2 separate regions of the Homo sapiens genome follow, and region 1 is linked to region 2. A link is a loop called in an ENCODE intact Hi-C map of the cell type or tissue named here. Cell type or tissue: IMR-90. All regions are shown on one strand. Links, peaks and the distances in the headings refer to the core of each region. The heading gives the core; the rest is flanking DNA.

Evidence for each region. Peaks named below come from ENCODE experiments on the same cell type or tissue, not always from the same donor. Only the 100,000 strongest peaks of a DNase experiment are listed, where the experiment ranks them.
Region 1: a loop joins it to region 2, with 2.0 times the contacts of the local background. A loop is called at or near these places in 3 of 110 quality-filtered maps.

What each region holds. Positions count from the first base shown.
Region 1 is chr2:39,988,815-39,998,515 of GRCh38, reverse strand. All of the region lies in intron 2 of SLC8A1-AS1 (SLC8A1 antisense RNA 1), which reads right to left. Among named protein-coding and RNA genes, the nearest start is that of SLC8A1-AS1, 76 kb to the right of the region's middle. In IMR-90, for the core only: no CTCF peak of the experiment used is centred there; DNase peaks (open chromatin) are centred at 1,555, 4,175, 7,005 and 7,995; H3K27ac peaks cover 1,050 bases.
Region 2 is chr2:39,926,839-39,936,539 of GRCh38, reverse strand. The region is part of intron 2 of SLC8A1-AS1 (SLC8A1 antisense RNA 1); the gene reads right to left. It also overlaps the pseudogene LOC100419512. Among named protein-coding and RNA genes, the nearest start is that of SLC8A1-AS1, 14 kb to the right of the region's middle. In IMR-90, for the core only: no CTCF peak of the experiment used is centred there; no DNase peak of the experiment used is centred there; H3K27ac peaks cover 1,678 bases.

The DNA of each region.
Region 1 (9,701 bases), core at 708-8,707, 62 kb before region 2:
TTTTATACTCAATTAGATCTCAAAATATTAAAATTATATTAAATGGCAAATCTCTTTAAGTCTTGCTGAAAGATAAATGCTCACAAGAATAAAAAGATGAAAGCAAACCCAAAAAGTCTTTTGCTTTATCTTGAGCTGCTTGGTTACTCGCATTTTAAATCCTCATCACTGAGTATTTTAAGTATTATAGAATTGAGCAGCCTAAAATCTTTTATTGAATTATCACTCTTAAACAAAACACAAATCTTCAGGCACATTTTCCCATACTTAAGAAAACGCATTTGGCAACAAAAATTAAATGTAACAAATGTTTACAATGCCATGTAATTTAGCATTTGAGCCGGGAAGGAAGGGTGGCTCAAATGATCATATTTCTCCAAACCCATGGCTGCTCCTGTGCCCGGACAAGCTTAGAAATGCCCAAGGTGTCTGTATCCAGTTCTGACAAACCAGCCGGAAGAGCCCCAAGTACTACAAGTAAAGAATAGGGGGAAATAGACGCCACAGAGTTCAGGATATGTCTCTCTCCTACTCCATCCCCTCCCCTTCTTAATCCACAAACCGAAGATGAAAATGAGTAAGGAGAGTGAAGAGAATAAAAGGACAACCACAGTGAACCTAGGAAAAGACAGAAAGGCCACGTCCATTCAGTGATAGAAAAAGTTCTGCTGAAACACCTGAACACTCCACCCATTTCCAGGTGTCACTGAAATGACAGAGACTTTGCCTAGAGAGGGAAAGAAATTGTTCCCACATCTCTTTCACTGTGGAAAGATAAGTCACAATGTGTGATACTTGGTGTTACAGTTCAGGACTGCCAGGCCACTCTGGAATGAGGTCTAATGGTATCAGTCAAGCAGCTATTGAGTAAATATTCCTGATGTCTGCTTCCTTGCAAGACATTTTAAATAAAAATACAAATTATTTTCTTGTTGCAAACAAAGCATGGCAAATCAAACCACCCAAATGTTTTTTTCTATGCTAATATGGTCATAACCATGTTTTAGAAGAAAAACTAGCAAGTACCCATCATGATTGGGTTTCAACAATAAAAAGATTCAGAGATATATTTTGCTTTGCTTTTTATAACGCTCATTTAATGGTTCTTTGTCAACTTTTGAAGCTTGAATGAGACAGTAGTCCTTGGAGGGAAGATGTGCAGAGTATTTATTTGGCACCCATTGTATAAATAGTCCTATACAGTAATTCCCCCTTATCCTTGGACAGTACCTTCCAAAACCCTCAGTGGATGCCCAAAACCTTACATAGTACCAAACTGTATAGGTTCTATGCTTTTCCTGTACATACATACCTATGATAATAGTTTAATTTTAGGTACGGCATAAGAGATTAATAACAATAACCAATAACAAAATAAAACAATTATAACAATATGCCAGAATCACTCCTCTTGTACTTTGGAGCCATTAATAAAATAAGGATTACTTGAACACAAGCACTGCATTCTCCCAACAGTTGATCTTATCAAGATGGCTACTAAGTGACTAAGGGGGAGGTAGTATATAGAAGTAACTAGACAAAGGGATGATTCACATCCTGGGGGGAAGGGAGTGGAATTGTAAGACATTTCATCATGCTACTCAGACAGGTGCACAACTTACAACTTATGAATTGTTTCTTTCTGGAACTTTCCATTTAATATTTTCAGACTGTGGTTGACTGCAAGTAGCTAAAACCATGGAAAGGGTAAACCACTGTGCTAAGTGTTCGACCTCTGTTACATCATTTAATCTTCACAACTAGCCTCCAAATAAATGATTATTGTGACTCACCTTTTAGAGCTGAAGAAGCAGGGCTCAGAAGGACTGAATAATATGCCTAAAGACACAGAGCTAGTAAGTACCATCTGTGAGGTTTAAATGTTCTCTACTGCTTCTAAGTGTATCTTGGGAAAAACTGGTCTCCTGTGAGTGTCCTCCAGCAAACCTACCAGCTAGCAACTATCTGTCATGTCTATTATTAAAAATGAAATATATTTGCTAATTTTTGGCAGAATTTGATTGATTACTTATATATAACCAGATGGGAATCATTAAGACCAGGATAATTTTTCCATTAGTTCTGGTAAGACATTATTTGGAAGAAAGCAGGAGAGGAGCAAGTAGATCTGGAGTGGGAGGAGTGAAGAATCCAGTTACACCCATCCCCTTCATAAAATACATCATTTCAAGATTATTTTCAAAGCTGATTTTCTTGTCAGTGTGGATGAGGTTTAAAGTTTGGCTTAGACTGAGACTTGGAGGCAAGTAATTTAGAAAGTAGAGTTGAAAAGACTGTTGAGCTGAAAAAGCAATATAAATTATAGCTAGTACTTACAGTCCTACCTGGCTGCTTTTGACATATTTATAATTTTCCTCAGCTATTCTACAAGACAGTTATTACCCAGAACTTACAAATGAAGAAACTGAGGTTTATAAAGTTCAGATAACATTTCCAGGGTCACACATCCAGAGAGTAAGACAGTCATGCCAATCTGATATCTAAAGACTTTTTCCTTCAGATATATTAGAGGGTCTCTCACAACATCTTTGCTCAGTTCTGAAACAATGAACAACTTTAAGCCAATGGCCTCTCTTTTCCTCACTTTGTTCATTTATAAAATAAAGGTAGTGCACTAAGTAATTTTTCAGTTTCCTCTCTGCTTCAAATCTTCATGACACCATATGAATTCCGCAAAGACCACACTATCAAATATACCATGCAACAGTGGCTCCCTAAGATTTATAGAAGACTTTGAAATCCTAAACCACGAAACCCCATTTAAAATTCCTTTGATTAAACACTGTTAGCAATCACCCTTAATGGGCAATTACAAAAACTGAATCTGGAGGGCAACAAATTGTCATGGCCCTTTCTAAGTTTGGGTGTAGTAAACAAAAAAAAAAACAGATGTTCCTCAAAGAATCTAAGTACAGTCATGTAATCACAGAGTAATCTTTGAGGGTGGTACCTGCAGAGAACTATAGCTGTCACAGTTCTGATACTATCTTAGCTATGCTTTGGGTTAAGTTTTCCTTTCGATGATACTTCTTCCTTATGTAGACATGAGTATCTGAAAGCCGAAACAATACAGCTGGGATTCTCAACAAAATTCCAGGTTCCAATAATCTAGTCCATGATTATTTGGACTAGATACCATGTTAGTGGTTTTGGTTTTAAAAGAGGCAAAATAGTTTTGCTGTAAGCATGAAATATTTCTAGGAATATAAATAGTCAAACAGAAGTTTAAGTCAAACAGGTTTCAGTCCTACTCCACCACAAACAGGATATGTGACAGTGAGTTAGATAGAGAGCCTACTGACCCCACAGGAGCCTCAACTCTTCATTGGTAAAACGGGTATATATTTACCTTACAGGCTGTTGTGAGAAACAAGTGAGATAAAATATGGCTAAGCCACCATCATATCATACCTGGATTCCTAACTGGTGTCTCTGCTTCAACTCTAAGTCCTACAGACTTTTCTCAGCAGCCCAAGAGATGCTGATAGAAATCGTCATTTCACTTGCAAAGCCCTCCATGATCTGCAGACCCGCATTCTCTCTCTACTCTTTCTATCTCCTACTTCTCTAACGGGGTCTTTGGTCACTCTCCTTATCTTTCTTATTTTTCTATTTTTTAAAGATAAAAGTTATGTATTTATTGTGCACGACATTATATTTTTAAGTATATATACACTGTGGAATGGTTAAGTCTGGATAATTAATATATGCATTATCTCACAGTTATTTTTGTGGCGAGAGCACGTAACATCCACTCTGTTCGCGTTTTTCAAGAATACAGTCATGCGTTGCTTAATGATGGGAATACATTCTGAGAAATGCATCATTAGGTGATTTTTGTTCTTGTATAAACATTATAGAGTAGACATACATAGACCTGATGGTATAGCCTGCTACACACCTAGGCCATACAGTAGAGGCTATTGCTCCTAGGCTACCTCTACAGCATGTTACTCTACAGAATACTGCAGGCAACTGGAACACAATAGTAAGTATTTGTGAATCTAAGGATATCTAAACATAGAAAAGGTACAGTAAAAATAGGGTATAAAAGATAAAAAGTGGTACACCTATACATTGCACTTACAATGAATGGAGCTTGCTGGACTAAAAGTTGCTCTGGGTGAGTCAATGAGTGAGTAATGTATGAATGTGAAGGCCTGGCACATTCCCATTCAGTACTGTAGACCTTATAAACACTGTACACTTAGGCTACACTGGATTCATTTAAAACATTTCTTCAATAATACATTAACCATAGCTTACTCTAATTTCTTTATAAACTTTTTAAATTTTAAAAAAATGTTTTCAGTTTTCCATAACACAGTTCAAAACAAACACATTAGCTGTACAAAAATATTTTCTTTATATTCTTATTCTATAATAATTTTTTCTATGATTTTTTTTTTACTTTTTAAACTTTTTGTTAAAAACACACAAACATACACATTAGCCTAAGCCTACATGGGATCAGGATTATTATCATCACTGTCTTCTACCTCCAAATCTTGCCCTACTGGAAAAGGACGATAGGAATTTTTCAGCTCTATTATAATCTTATTGGATCATCATTCTATATTCAATCTATCATTGACTAAAATGTCATTATGCAGGACAGTACAATATATTGTCATTAGCTGTAGTCACCATGCTATAAAGTAGGTCTCTAATTTATTCCTCCTATCTAACTGTAATTTTATATCCTTTGACCAACATCTCCACATCCCTGTCTCCCCAACCACTCCAGCCTGTGGTGACCGCCATTCTATTTTCTACTTCTCTGTGATCAACTTTTTTAGATTCCACATTCGAATGACATCATATGGTATTTGTTCTTCCATGCCTGGCTTACTTAACATAATGTCTTACAGGTTCATCCATGTTGTCACAAATGACAGGACTTCCTTCTTTTTTATATGTATCTTGGCTATTGTGAATAGTGCTGCAATAAACATGGGAGGGCAGGATATCTCTTCAACATACTGATTTCATCTCTTTTGGATATATACCCAGTAGTAGGATTGCTGGATCCACTCTCCATCTTGAACATTTTCAGCCACACTGGCCTCCCCGCAGGCTCTTGAGCACACCAGGCATGCTCCTACCTTAACATCCTTGAACTTGCTCCTCTCTGCTTGGAATTCTCCTTTCCCTTAGTATTTATCTCCATATAACAGACTACATATTTTATTCATATGCTTCTTTATTAGCTATTTTACCCTCTAGAATCTAGACTTCAAAGACAAAGATCTTTGGGTTTTCTACTACTATATCTTCACATTTTAGAATAGGGCCTGGCATGTCAGTATTCAATAACTACTCTTTAATAAAGAAAAGGAAGCAAGGAAAGAAAGGTGTCTAATATCAAGAAGCTGGAAAAATACACACAAAAATATTATTCAGTAGTGAAACATGAATGTAACTATGTGAAAAACATATGCAATTCTTAGAAATATAATTTGAGTGACACAAGCAAGTTGCAGAAGACTATATACAGCATAATACCCAATTATAAGGAAAGCTAAATAGTATATTGTTAAGAATACTTTCATATGTGATAAAAATAAAATACTATTTTTTTTAAAAAGGGATTAATTTGGTTCCCAGGAAATCCTCGCCTCTAGCTCTCACATATGGCTTACCCCACAATATAATAGTGTATGTTATTTAAAGATGCATATATAAATATACAGTGGAGCTATGAAAATAATACAGGAATGTAGTGTACACTTGCTTCAGGATGGGATTATCTCAGGAAAAAAGATTAAAGTAGCATGTAAAGGGGTATCTCCAGCTGTATCTGTAATATTTTCTTCCTTCCTTCCTTTCCTCCCCTTTTTCTTCCTTTGCTCCTCTCACCCTTTTTTCCTTCCTTTCTTCCTTTCTCTCTCCCTCATTCCCTCTCTCTCTTCATCTTCCTTTCTCTGAGAGTGAGTAAAAAATCTGAAGCAAATATGGCAAATATTTGCTAACCTGTTTAATTTGGTGGAATTATATGATGTTAATATCATTTTTCTATATTCTTCAACAGGTTAAAAATTTTTGCAATGTTAAAGTAAAATTTATGTAATATGAAAAAAATCACATTAATAAACATGAACACAGAACAAATGGACTCTTTTCTAAAGAACATGTAATTTATCAAAATGAAATATACATAAACAAGACTAGACCAAAACTGTCTAAGAAATAAATCGATAATTTAAAGTTTACCTACTGGGGGAGTGAAAAAAGGCCCAGATGCCTTTACGAACAAGTTCTACCAAATATTTAAGGAACAGATAATCCTAATATTATGCAAAATATCACAGAGAATATATATTTAAAAGAAGGAAATGCTCCCCAATCATTTTAGGAGGCAAGTAAAGCCTGGATTTCAGTATCAGACAAGGACCATAAAAAGAAGTAAGGAATCCTAAGAAAATTAAATGAAGGTGTAAGTCTTGGAAAAGACGACTTCACTGAAATTTTAATTATAGGTTTTAGAAAATCCAAGTGATTTATATTCAAATTATTAAAACTAATGAGAAACACAGGAAATTTTCTGGACTTGAAGCTAGTTTGGCCACTTACTATTTATGAGTTAGGCTGAGTTCTTTCAAATGATTCTTATGAAGATTCAGTGACTTTAAATATGAACAGCCCTTAGACACATGTAGTAAGTGCTTTGTGTCAGATGTTATTCTGATAATTAAAAATTAGCAAATGGTATAGATAGGCAAGTCACTGAAGAAGAAATATCAATGTCTAATAAAACACGGAAAATTTTCACAACTTCACTGGCAACTAGGGAAATGCAAGTTAATGCAAAAAATCACAGGGAAAAGTTAAGTGTCTGACAATACCAAATGTTGAGAAATGTGTAAAAAAAGAATTATTAAAATTATACCTTCAGATAGCAGTATTTGTTAAAGCTGAATAGCACATAAACTACAATCCACAAGCCAGAAATTTCACAATCCAGAAATTCCACACATCGGTGAGTACTCTGAAGAAACTCAAGTCTTACACAAAACAATATGCATAAGAATGATCATTACAATTTTCTTTGTCAGAGCCAGTATTGGAGATGATTAACATTCCCCAGTGGAAGAATGTCTAGGTAATTTGTGGTATGTTCACATAACGGAAGACCATACAGCAAAAAAATAAATGAAGTTGTGTTTATCCATATGAATAAACATAAGGATGAGTGGAAAAAACAAGTTTCCAAAAGATATGTACAAGTTGCAAAAAGATATATATATATGTATATAATTTGAACTTTATTCTAAAGAATGCTAAATTATTTATGTTTAAAAACATGACACTATCTCTGGACTAAGGAATGAAAATGGGGAAGGAGAAAAGAGAAAGACTTCCATGTTTTTCTTCATATACTTCTGTATTATCTGAATCTTTTATTTGAGAATATATTACTTACGTAATAAAAGACATAAGCAAGATAAAATATAATGTGGCCAAGCCCAGAGGGACACTCACAGGCAAAATCCAAAGAGCATGGAATTTAGGCCTCAGCTATGTAGAAAAATCAGATTCATTCTTGAGAGAAATGTCTCCCCTTTTCAGTAGCAGTGAATTGTTTTCAGAGCACTGAGAGTGTGAAGTATATGAGGCCTTACTAGGTAAGGAGGTGGGTGTTGAATTATTACTAGTGTTATCCTGAAGCTATATTCTCTTCAGCAGCAGGAGACTGGGTCTTACAATGACCTAAGGATTATCTACCTCTTTATCCATGCAGGACAGTTGTTTCACAAGCCACAGGGTATTGATGAAATGGAACCCACTTGAGTCCTATAGATTAATGGCAAGACAATGCTGGGAGTGGGAGGGCTTTGAGATGCTGTTCTTATCTCCAAAGATGGGAAAGCACATTCTTATTAATTATAGTGAAATCAGAGTTCAGCAATAAAAGCAGCTGGCTTTAGAATGAGCTGTTCTCCAGGAGTCATTTATTTGATGCTACGTTACTGATAAACTGCACCAACTATGACTCTGTGTGATTAAACTTAGTTTGTTCATACACACATCACTGCCTCCTGGAACGGCTAAGGCCAGAGCCCTTAATCTTTGTCAGGGACTCCAAACTATTTGGGCAACTTCACAACAGGTCTCCAGTGGTAGCCACCAGAGCTTGAGATGTCAATTATGCTCATCAAGGTACCCGAAATGAAGGGGAAAAAGTGTGAGGTGGCATGAAGGAAGGAGAGCCTTTGCAGAAATAATCATGTTAGAGAATCTCATCAAACTCAGGAGGGTTGTCCTTCAATGTTTCCTGAAATTTGAATAACTGGAGTAACATATAATAACAATAACATCCACCATTTCTTGTGGACCAATCACGTGGGAGCAGAATGCTATCTGTATCCTGCTTCCTTCAACCCCTACAGTCCTATGCATGCAACTGTTTCACCAGGCCACACCCTCTGAAAGCTCAGCTTGCAGCAGGGCTCTTAAGTATTGGGAGGTTGATAATGGGATTTACTGGGGTAGAGCTCCAGTTCTGTTCTGTCACTTGCATATCCTTTAGTAAATCGTTTAATTTCTCTGGTCTCTAGATTCTTCTCCATATAATTGTGTACGTTAATCTGTAAGACTGCTACAAGGATAAAGTGAAATAATGAATACAGAAGGTTTTTAAAAATTATCTATTAATTGCTGTAGAGCCTAAATGAACTATAAGGGAGAGTACGATATTCCTCCAACATCCAGGAAACACATATCACACACACACACCCCACAACCATGCTTGTCCTCAATTTCATAGGCACAAAGTCATCTTTCCTTTTTATCAAAATAAGTACATTGTCAGTCTCTTTCCTCAAAGCAATATAGTTTTCCTTAAAGTCCAAGTATCTGGAGATACTGAAGTATTCACTTCATTGTTATTTATTTAGGTTATCATACCTAGAGAATTCACTAGCATTTGGAAGTCATTGTAGAGAGTTAAGAAATAGCCACAGCTCTCAGGGGAAAGACAGTGGAGTAAGGCTTCCCTCACCTGACAGAGTTGAGACAGCTTTAGCAAGTTGCTGGGAAGTGCAGCCAAGGCCCACATTCCAAAATAACCTGCACCAAATACCTTAGAAGACAAATCAAGAAACAGCAAAAAACAAGGCCAGTACTCAAATGCCTGCAATACAGCAACCATTCTTCTATATCACACTGCCCGTCTTATAACTCACTTCTAACACCCAACACCCTTCCCACCATACAAGCACCTACCAGATCTCTTCTTATAGGTGACTGATTTCTTCTGGTCCATTCTTAAAGACATGATCATTAGTTTCAGTAATAGTAACAACAGCAAATACTGTACTACCAAAAAAAAAAACTGTGTTTTTTATTGCTTTTAAATGTTAAAATAGAAAATAGTGTATCTTCCTGTAAAAAAAGTGTTATAAATAAGCCTTTGACCTCTAATCATTTTTTCTTAATTTTTGTGTACACACACCCATACATAAACAAGCCCATACAACTGTTACATGTATTCTATAAATGCCATTACATTGTACATATCCTGTAACGTGGTTTTCTGCAACAATATGCTTGGGAACTTTATCCAAGTGAGCTATGATATTCAGTTTACATAGACTCTGCTCATGGAACTTGAAATCAAGCATATTATATTTTTCACTTAGAAACAGCGAAGACATTTTCTAATTGAGAAGAGAGAGGAA
Region 2 (9,701 bases), core at 516-8,515:
ATAATTTCTTTTGCTGTGTAGAAGCTCTTTAGTTAATTAGGTCCCACTTGTCAATTTTTTTGTTGCAACTGCTTTTGAGGACTTAGCCATAAATTCTGTCCCAAGGCCAATGTCCAGAATGTTGTTTCCTAGGTTTTCTTCTAGGATTTGTACTTTGAGGTCTTACATTTAAATCTTTAATCTATCTTAATTTTTATATATGGTGAAAGGTCAGGGTAAAGTTTGATTCTTCTGCATACAGCTAACCAGCTATCCCAGCACTATTTATTGAATAGGGAGTTATTTTCCTGTTGCTTATTTTTGTCAACATTGTCAAAGATCAGATGGCTGTAGGAATGTAGCTTTATTTCTGAGTTCTCTATTCTGTTCCATTTGTCTATGTGTCTGTTTTTTTTACCAGTACCATGCTGTTTTGGTTACTGTAGCCTTGTATAATTTGAAGTCAGGTAATGTGATGCCTCCAGCTTTGTTCTTTTTGCTTAAGGTTGCTTTGGCTATTCCGGCTTTTTGGTTCCATATGAATTTTAGAATATGTTTTTCTAATTTTGTGAAAAATGATGTTGGTAGCTTCATAGGAGTAGCACTGAATCTGTAGATTGCTTTGGGCAGTATGGCCATTTTAATGATACCAATTCTTCCAATCCATAAGCACGAAGTATTTTTCTGTTTGCATCATCCATTATTTTTTTTTTTTAGCAGTGTTTTGCAGTTCTCCTTGTAGTGATCTTTCACCTTGGTTAGATGTAGTCCTAGGATTTTTGTTTGTTTCTTCTTGGTGGCTATTGCAAATGAGATTGTGTTCTTGATTTGGCTCTCAGCTTGAATGTTAATTGGTATATAGAAATACTACTAATTTTTGTACATTGATTTTTGTATCCTCAAACTTCACTGAAGTCATTTATCAGTTGCAGGAGCCTTTTGGAAGAGTGTTTAGAAAAAAATTATTGAAGTATAATAAAGTATACACATCACAAATAGCTCAAAAACTATTGAGTGAACACACCTGTATAATTCCCATTTAGAAAGGAAGAGAGAACATGAGATCTTAGCACTCTATTCATGCCATCTCCTAGTTATTAAAATTTCTAAGATAAATACTTGCCCCTCACAGCCATTACTCTCCTCCCCAAAATAACCATTCCAGTGACTTTTAACACCATCATTACGTTTGCTTGCTTTTGTACTTTATATATGGAATAATGAAGCATGTACTCTCCTGTGCATGGAGGCTTTTACTTAACATGTTTGCAAGATTCATCCATGTTGTGTGTAGCTGTAGTCTATTCTCTTATTAGCATATAGTATTTCATTGTATGACTATGCTGCTCTTTACCTACTTGTGTTTCTTTCCAGTTTTGTTCTATTTATTTCCAGTTGTGTTCTATTACAAATAGTATTACTAAAAATACCCTTATGTCTTTTGGTGAACATAAGGTACTCATTTCCTGTTGGGTATATAACTAAGAGTAGACTAACTGGGTGAGAGGGTATGCACACCTTAACCTTTAGCAAGTGTAGCAGCTTTCCAAAGGCGGTGTACTAAGTTACACTTCCACCAACAGTGTATGACAGTTCCAGTTACCCTGTATCTTTGCAGACATCTGGTATTGTCTTTTTTCATTTTAGCCATTCTGGTTATTGTGATTTAATATAATTTCCATGATAACTAATGAGTTCAAGTACCTTTTAAAAAATGTATTAGTTATTTAGATATTCATTTTTATCAGTGCCTGATCAAGTCTTAGTTGCCCATTTTTCTATTCACATGTTTTTTTCTTTTGACTTGTGGGAGCTTTCTATGTGTTGTGAATACTAGTACCTGCAGGTAGTGCAAATTTTTTCTATGGTTGGCCTTATTAGTCGATTAATGGCATCTGTTGATAAAGAAATTTTTAACTTTATAACCGAGTCCATGAATCAAATTTTTTCTTTATGGCTAGGTTTGTGTTCTGCAAGAAGCATAGCAATTGACAGGCTGCTTCTGGTATAAAATTGCCCCTACTTTAGCATCTGTTGATATGAAAGTCACTCAGAATAGTCAGTACTTTTACCATCTGTATGACTTTAATTTATTAGATTTTCCCTGAACATTTTGACTGTTCTCAAAACCCAGCCTGGAAATTGCCTTGACCTTCCATTTATCCATATACTACTGATCTACTATTTATCTTTATGTCTTCCCTTAAATATATTATAAGACTTATTGGCATGAGCTTAAGAAATTCTGTCCTGAAAGATCCCCAATGCAACAAGGATCTCTTGGAGAAAAAAAACTCTTCATAATTACATAGCAATCAATTTGCTAGATGAAAACAAAGTAAGTATTCTGATTAATTGCATTGCCTTATAAAGGAAAAATGATTAGTCTTAGACTGTTAGGGTTGTTAAACCCCAGAGACTAATTAGAGCAATCTGAAGCCTCACAACAAAGAATGCACTATTATTATACTTTTACAGATAGAAGTCAAAGCACAACTGTAAGAAATAAGATATGTGAAAGTCCATAAAGCAGTGCCTGTCACATAATAAACAGTCAATAAATCTTAGCTATTGTTGTTATTACAAGTTCTTTATATTGCAGTTGTGCAAACTGAAATCCAGAGAAATAAAATACCTTGTCTCCACTCACATGGATTTCTGGTTGCAGAATTAAAACTAAACCCTCCATAGTCATATTCTCATCCAAGGGATCCTTTCTACTAAACTACAGTCTCTCAGAATTCCTCATCTATAACAATTCTAGAAGGTATTTACAGGAAACATCAATTCATAAATTTAATAACCAATAGAACTCAAGACGTATTTTCATCACTTTATAAATACTATGCTTCTAATGATTTGATCTTTGTTATTGAAACATTCTTCCTGTTTTTAATTAAGAAAATCTTTCAGTAAGTATGAATGTATCTTCTCCACCTAAATAGGTGTTGTATTTCTGTTCATTTTTGTTGGATAATAAACGGTCTTAAAATTTACTTAAAATAATCACTTATTTTTCTCATGAATCTACAGTCACCAATTTAGGCTGTGTTTACATGAGTGGCTCTTCTGATCTCAGCTGGGCTCACTCACATATTTGTGAGCTTGGATATTTTAATTGAAAAATCATATCAGCTATGTAACTCTGCTTCTGGGAGTTGAATGGATAACAGCTGGGTGATAGAATACTTGGGCCATGCATCTCCCACCATCCCCTAGGCAGTCCAGATTTATTTATACAGTACGATCATGAGGTTCCAAGAAAGCAAACAGAGCCTAGCTCAGACACAGTAAAACATTTTTTTGTTGTTGTTTGCTGTATTCCACAGGTCAAAGCAAGTCACAGGTCTAGCCTCACGTATTGAGGAAATAGACTTCACCCCTTGATGGAGGATACTGCAAAATCACACTACAAAAATGTTGGATATAGGGAAGAAAAAAATAATTGTGGCCATTTTTCAAATATACTGCAATGAGTATGCATAAGAGCCAGGTAAACATGTTAACTTTATCCTTACTTGGATTGGAGTCTTAGTAAAAGAAAGCTTTTCCTGTACTCAAAAATGAGGGTTTATATTTTTCTCCCATCAGATGAGCAAATATTTTAAAGTTATAATAGACAGGGTTCAAAATGGAAAAAAATAAGCAGTCTCACATGCTGATATGCATATGCATCAGGAATTCATGTTGAAGTTATTACAAACAAATAATCATGTATTTCACAAAGATGGAGCTCTATGGCTATTTCATAAAGCATCATTTTTAACAGTGAAAAACTGGGAAAATCAGTGTCCAAAAATAACTGGTTAAATACATTATGTTATCACATAATGGAATACTACATATTGAAATGAAGATGTAGAAGAATATTAAATGGTGTACGAAGGTAGTCATGACATATTAAGGTTAAAAAAAGATTACATACTATGTTATTTATTTGCATGTTTTGGTATAACTATTTTCTAAAGATATCACAATTAGTCATTTTGTTTTTTAATTAGAGGGATCAACATTATTTGACGATAAATTTGTCATTCCTTTTACATGCTGCAAGTGTAACAAAAAGCCCCATCCCAGGTGTATCTTCAATTATACAGTGTTATCACAGAAGAATTTACGAATCACTACCGACTATATGGCATTGTTTAAATTTGAAACTCTGGTGACTCATGACTAGGTATGCCAGTCATTTGCTGTTTTAATACTTCAATAATTAGTAAAAGCAGTAGAGTTTGTTTGGAATAGAAACTAGGAATTTTTGTTGATAGGTCCAGCTTTGCCATGTTTTAGTTGAATGGCTCAGAGATAATTACCATTTCTTTTTCATTTCATTTTCCTACCTGTCAAGTGAGGATATGTCTGAATTCAAACTCCTTGAGAGAAAAACCTACCGTGTATAATTCAACTTTGTGTCCTCAACTTCCTTACCTCCTCAATAGCTTACCTGTCTACTTCATAGAAGTACATCAGAGAATATTGACAAGCATACCATCACTCTGCAAGCAAGGTTTCCATAGGGAGGGAACATGAATCAGATACTTCTTACATGCCAAGTCAGATTCTCTTATATTCACCCATCCCCAGGGCTTTTACCATCAGTGGCTACCAACTCTGTGGGAAGTCTGACCAACTTCATATGAGCACAACCCAATAGGATCTCACCATACACCCATATCACAACTCTGATGTATAGCCTCTCTTCCCCAGAAGCAAAGGAGTCTTTGTGAATTTCCCAAAAACCTTGCCCAATGCCCATGATTAAGGCAAGGAGTAGCCCTACAGTGAACAATGGGCAGATTTTCCCATAATCCTTTTCTTCATAAATCTTTCTGTTCTGATGGTGCTGACCCCATCACTCCAAGGATGAGCATGAGATCAGGCCTGCCCCATCAGAGGCTCCGTTCATCCTATTGCTATGGTTTGAATGTTTCCCTTCCAAATTTATGGTGAAACAATCCCCACTGTGATGTTATTAGGCAGTGGTGCCTTTAGCAGGTGATTAGACCACAAGGGCTCCCCCTCATGTATGAATTAGTGCCTTATAGAAGGGCTTAAGGGAATTAGCTTAGGCCCCTTTTTGTCCTCTGCCATATGAGAATGCCACCATGAGAAGATGCTGCCACTGATAAAGCAGGCCTCACCGGACACCAAATCTGCTGGTGCTTGATCTTGGACTTCTCAGCCTCCAGAACTGTAAGAATACATTTGTGTTGCTATAAATTACCCAATCTGTGGTATTTTGTTAGAGAGGCACAAGTGAACTAAGAAACCTACATACCATGATTGCTTCAGGGATTGGTCTCTGATTGGAGCCAAGCCAATCTTGGAATCTTTATACCAGTGCTTTAAGAAAAAAATGCTTTCTTTCTGCTGGGGCACTGAAGCTGGAAAAATGTCAGTCTTGAGCCTCTTAGTGTCCAATAACTAAGCCAACAGAACAAAAGTAGAGCTTAGAGGTGAAAACAGATTTTCACCTCTACCATGCAACTTAGTTGGGACTAGCAAGAGATAAGCATTCAACTTCTAGGAAGAGTCAGGGTTTTTTTGTTGTTTTTCTTTTATGACCACAGCATGAGATGATGTGTTGGCACCTTCATTAGTTGAGATTTGAGGGTAGTAAAAAGGCCATTCAAGCAAGCGTGAGCGTAACAGACTAATAGGTAGGGTTTGCTTCAGATACGACTGGCTCTGGGGGTCCAAATAATATAATCATAACTGTCTATTTTCAGCTGAGCACTGCTTTTTTTTCCTCCTTCTTCCTGCAGGCTTATTGGGCAGATTCTATGCGGAGAGCAGCCGTGGTCTTGACGCTGTGTGTGGTGGTTATACTGACTGTAGTCCCTGGCAGTTGCAGCAGGCATCAAGCAGAGAGAAATGTGATGAGGCAGCTCTGGAGAGGGGGAGCCACAGGTGCACCCCTGCATTGGGAAGATACCATCAACTGCAGCAAAGAGAATAGATGCACCACACACTCCTGGATTTGCTGGGGAATTTAAGAAAAATGCAGTCAGAAATCAAAGGTGGAGTTCTAGGGGTCCTCCTGGAAAGAAGCTAGGGAGAGAACTTCTTCTGATTGGCATTTTTTTCCTCTGTAGCTCTACTTTTGTCCTGCTAAAAGCAGGAATCAGATCAGATGTTAAGCTGATGACATTTGACAGTCACAACGCAATACTTACTACCACATAACATTCCCCTACTACACCATTTAAATTTCTCACTCTCACCCAGAATATTCACAGATGAGTCATGAGAAGTGATAAATAAAAAATACTATTTTTTAAGTCAAACGTAAGTATCAAACTGTAAAGACCCACCATGTATAAAATTTAGTTTTGCAATTAAAACTCCCAATGTTTATCTCATAACATCCATTATGTGCACAGATCTTGTTGTGATGCTCAGAAATTAAAGCATGTAAGATGTGTGGTTCAAGGAAATTACTTTTTAAAGAAAGAACACCCACTGAAATTTATTGATTCACGTTACTGAAAAAATCAGAAGTAGGAATAATTACCATGAAAAGGAGGTTAAAAATGCTGGGACCCCAAAAGAACTAAGATCTAGCCCAGGCTTCTCTTAGATGGTACAGATGGGAGAAAGTCCTAAAGATCTTCCCATACTGGCTACACTCAGGGTTTCTCTCCACTGTGGATCCTCTGATGCCGACATTATGTGGATTTAACAGCAAAATCTCTTCTATACTCATTACCTTCATCGGTCTTCTCCCCAGTATGGATTCTCTGATGTATAACCAATTTGGAACTACTGGGGAAGCCATTTCCACTCTTCTTGCAGAGTTAGGGTCTGTCCCTACTATGGATTCTCTGATGACTCATCAGATTGACTATTATTATCAGCTCACCCACACTCCTCACACTGATAAGATTTCTCTCCAATATGGACTGATGACAAATCAATGAAGAATTGCCATTAAATGATTTCCCACACTCCTTACATGGATAGTGTGGATTCTCTGTTGTCTGACACACTAAGAGAAAAAGCTGATGCACCTCCCATACTCCTCACATCTGAAGGGTTTCCTTGCATAGTGGCTTCTCTCATCTTTTTCCTTTAATTTTTTTCTCTGTGGAGATTTTCTGATGCTTCTCCATGTCATGTGTTTCTGGAAAGTCAGCTTCCTAAGAAACATTCTTTAACAGCCCACGTGGCATCACCATGTCTGTTTCTTCAGAAATTCCCTGTGTTGATGTGGACTCGTTGTCATTGTTGGTCTCAGCATCTTTACAGGCATCCCTGGTCCCCTCTGCAGGGGGATCATCCTGTGTGTCCAGGACCCAAGGCATATCCCCTCCTACCAGAAGTGAGACCCGCGCAAGTTTGCAAACTGGGTATCCTGGTGCCCGGCTTTCAGGGTTGACGGCCATCACCTGGGCTCCTTCCTTCTGTGCTTCTGGGGAAAAGCGGGGGCTCCAGTGGCAAGTGGCCAGAAAATAACTCTTTATTGTTGTATTTTGTATGAAGTACAGCCAAACATTTCTGGGTCAGTTGTACAGAGGGGAAAAAGAAAACAAATGGCTCCCTGTATCCTCGCCTGCTAGAGAACCAATACGGGGAAGGGATACTCACTGTTCCAGGGTCCCAAAGTCCTTGTCTGGAATTTACACTTTCTGATCCTGCCTCTAACATCCAAGGCTGAGATAACAATCAGCTGGTGGCTTCTAAAACAGCTGGAACCTCCATCTGGACACATACAGGGACTCAATGGTAGCTTCATTCTCCCCGTGATTAATCCACAGGATTCCAGGGTGGCTTCTTTTTCTTTTGGGGAACACATAACTTTCAACAAAGGGATTTTGAAGTTGACAAGCTTCCAAACTCTGTGATAAAGCAGTGAGTTTTGCAAACAATACGTTATGTTCCGTCACTAATTCCATCTGCTCTCTAGAGGATTTTAGTGTACTTTGACCTCGAAGGAGAAGAAGGGCTCCTGAGTTGTTACCCTTCTAGAAAAGGAAAACAAAAACCCCAGCAAGATAAATCAAGCTAATACTAACAGTTAATTGAAAGGAAATGGTATGCTTTCCTCTGATTAAAAAAGGGGGGGCATCAAAAGTCCAAATCAAAATCCTTGCAGTTTCCCAAACACACCCTCCTCTTCCAGCCTCTCACCACCCCACTCGCCATTGTCTCTGCTTGGAATGGTGCTATGCTGGCTGGGGTCATAAAATGATGAAAAAGAGAAAGTGGATCCCTGCCTGTCTGTAATCAGGAAAGCACAGGGTGTGCAGGAGTCTTGAGAAGTGCCCCCTCACCCAGACTCTGAGGATAAGAAAAGCTTCCTGCAGAAAATGCTATCTAAGCTGAAAACTAAAATCAATTTTGACGATGTAAAGGATAGTGTTCCAAGCAGAGGAATGGTGAGTGCTAAACCTAGAGACCGGAATGACTGCAAGTATTTCAGGAGAGGTCATTTATTTGGGCAGTGGGAGGTGAGTTGACCGTAGAGAATAAGAAGAGAGAAAATGAGAAATGGAGAAAGGAAATAGGGAATGAGACGAAATGAGAGAGGGGCAGCAGCCACATCATTAAAAGTCATGTTTAGGTGTCTGCAATTTATCTTAAGAAAATGAAGAGACATTAAAGAAACTTAAACTGGGGAAGGACTTGTACACCCATGTTTGAGAATCTTTGTAATCCCAGTGTCTAGCATAGTGTCAGGCTCTTAATAGCTGTTCAATAAATGCAATGGTGAGTGGTGTGGCAAGTGCAGAAGAAATGACAAACCAACATAACACAGTCTATGTAAAAGCCATCTTTTTAGTAAGAACTATTTATAAGCATAAATATTCATAAATGTGTACATAAATGTTTGTAAATGTACAGAATAGTAAGTTATGAGACCATAGTCACAAAACAAAAGGCATCACAATGGTTAGAATGCCAGCATCACATCCTCAATGCTGAAGACAATAAATTATTCATAAGTATATTCTTACTGCATAAGCCAGATAGTTTGTCTAATGTTAACACTAAGGAAAGAGATGGCTTTCTGAAGAAGAGAGAAGAAATCAAGAATGTTCTGGAACCTAGGGCAGGGAGAGATGGCAGCATACCATGAGGGTATGGATTTACTCTACCTATATTTAAATCCCAGATCCTAACAAGATTCCCAGATGTAGATTCTTGGCCAAAGCTTTTTCTGTACCCAAGTCTACTTTGTAAATCAGAATATCACCTCCTCATAAGTTTGTTGTGGGAATCTAGCTACATAGGACCTGCAAAGCACTCACACAGCTCCTGACATACAGTAGTGAATAGTTACTGGGAAATCACTCTGAGTGAAAGAGGCAGGCTTTGGAGAACAACATTCTGGACACATTGGAGACACATGGAGTTCCTGAGGGCAGGCAGCAGAATAAAACTTAACAGGAAGAGTTCCAGAATTCTGATCTATTCTTAAATTTTTATCAAGTTAGGTCTCCTTCTTTCTTTAGAAATTAAAATTGGGACTAAGATTCTGGTTCAGTTTAGGTTTATTTATTCATCCCATAAATATTTGTTAAGCACTTACTATATGCTAGGCACTGTTCCAGGAACCAAAGATTTGACGACTAAAGAGAGAGAAATAGAGAAAGAGAAAAGGAAAACCAGGAGAATTATATGGGAAAAACTATTACAAAGGTTTATACCTACATAAAGGAAATGGAGTGATTAGGCTGGGTTCTCCAGACATTTTATGAGATGAGTTTCATTCTGCTTTC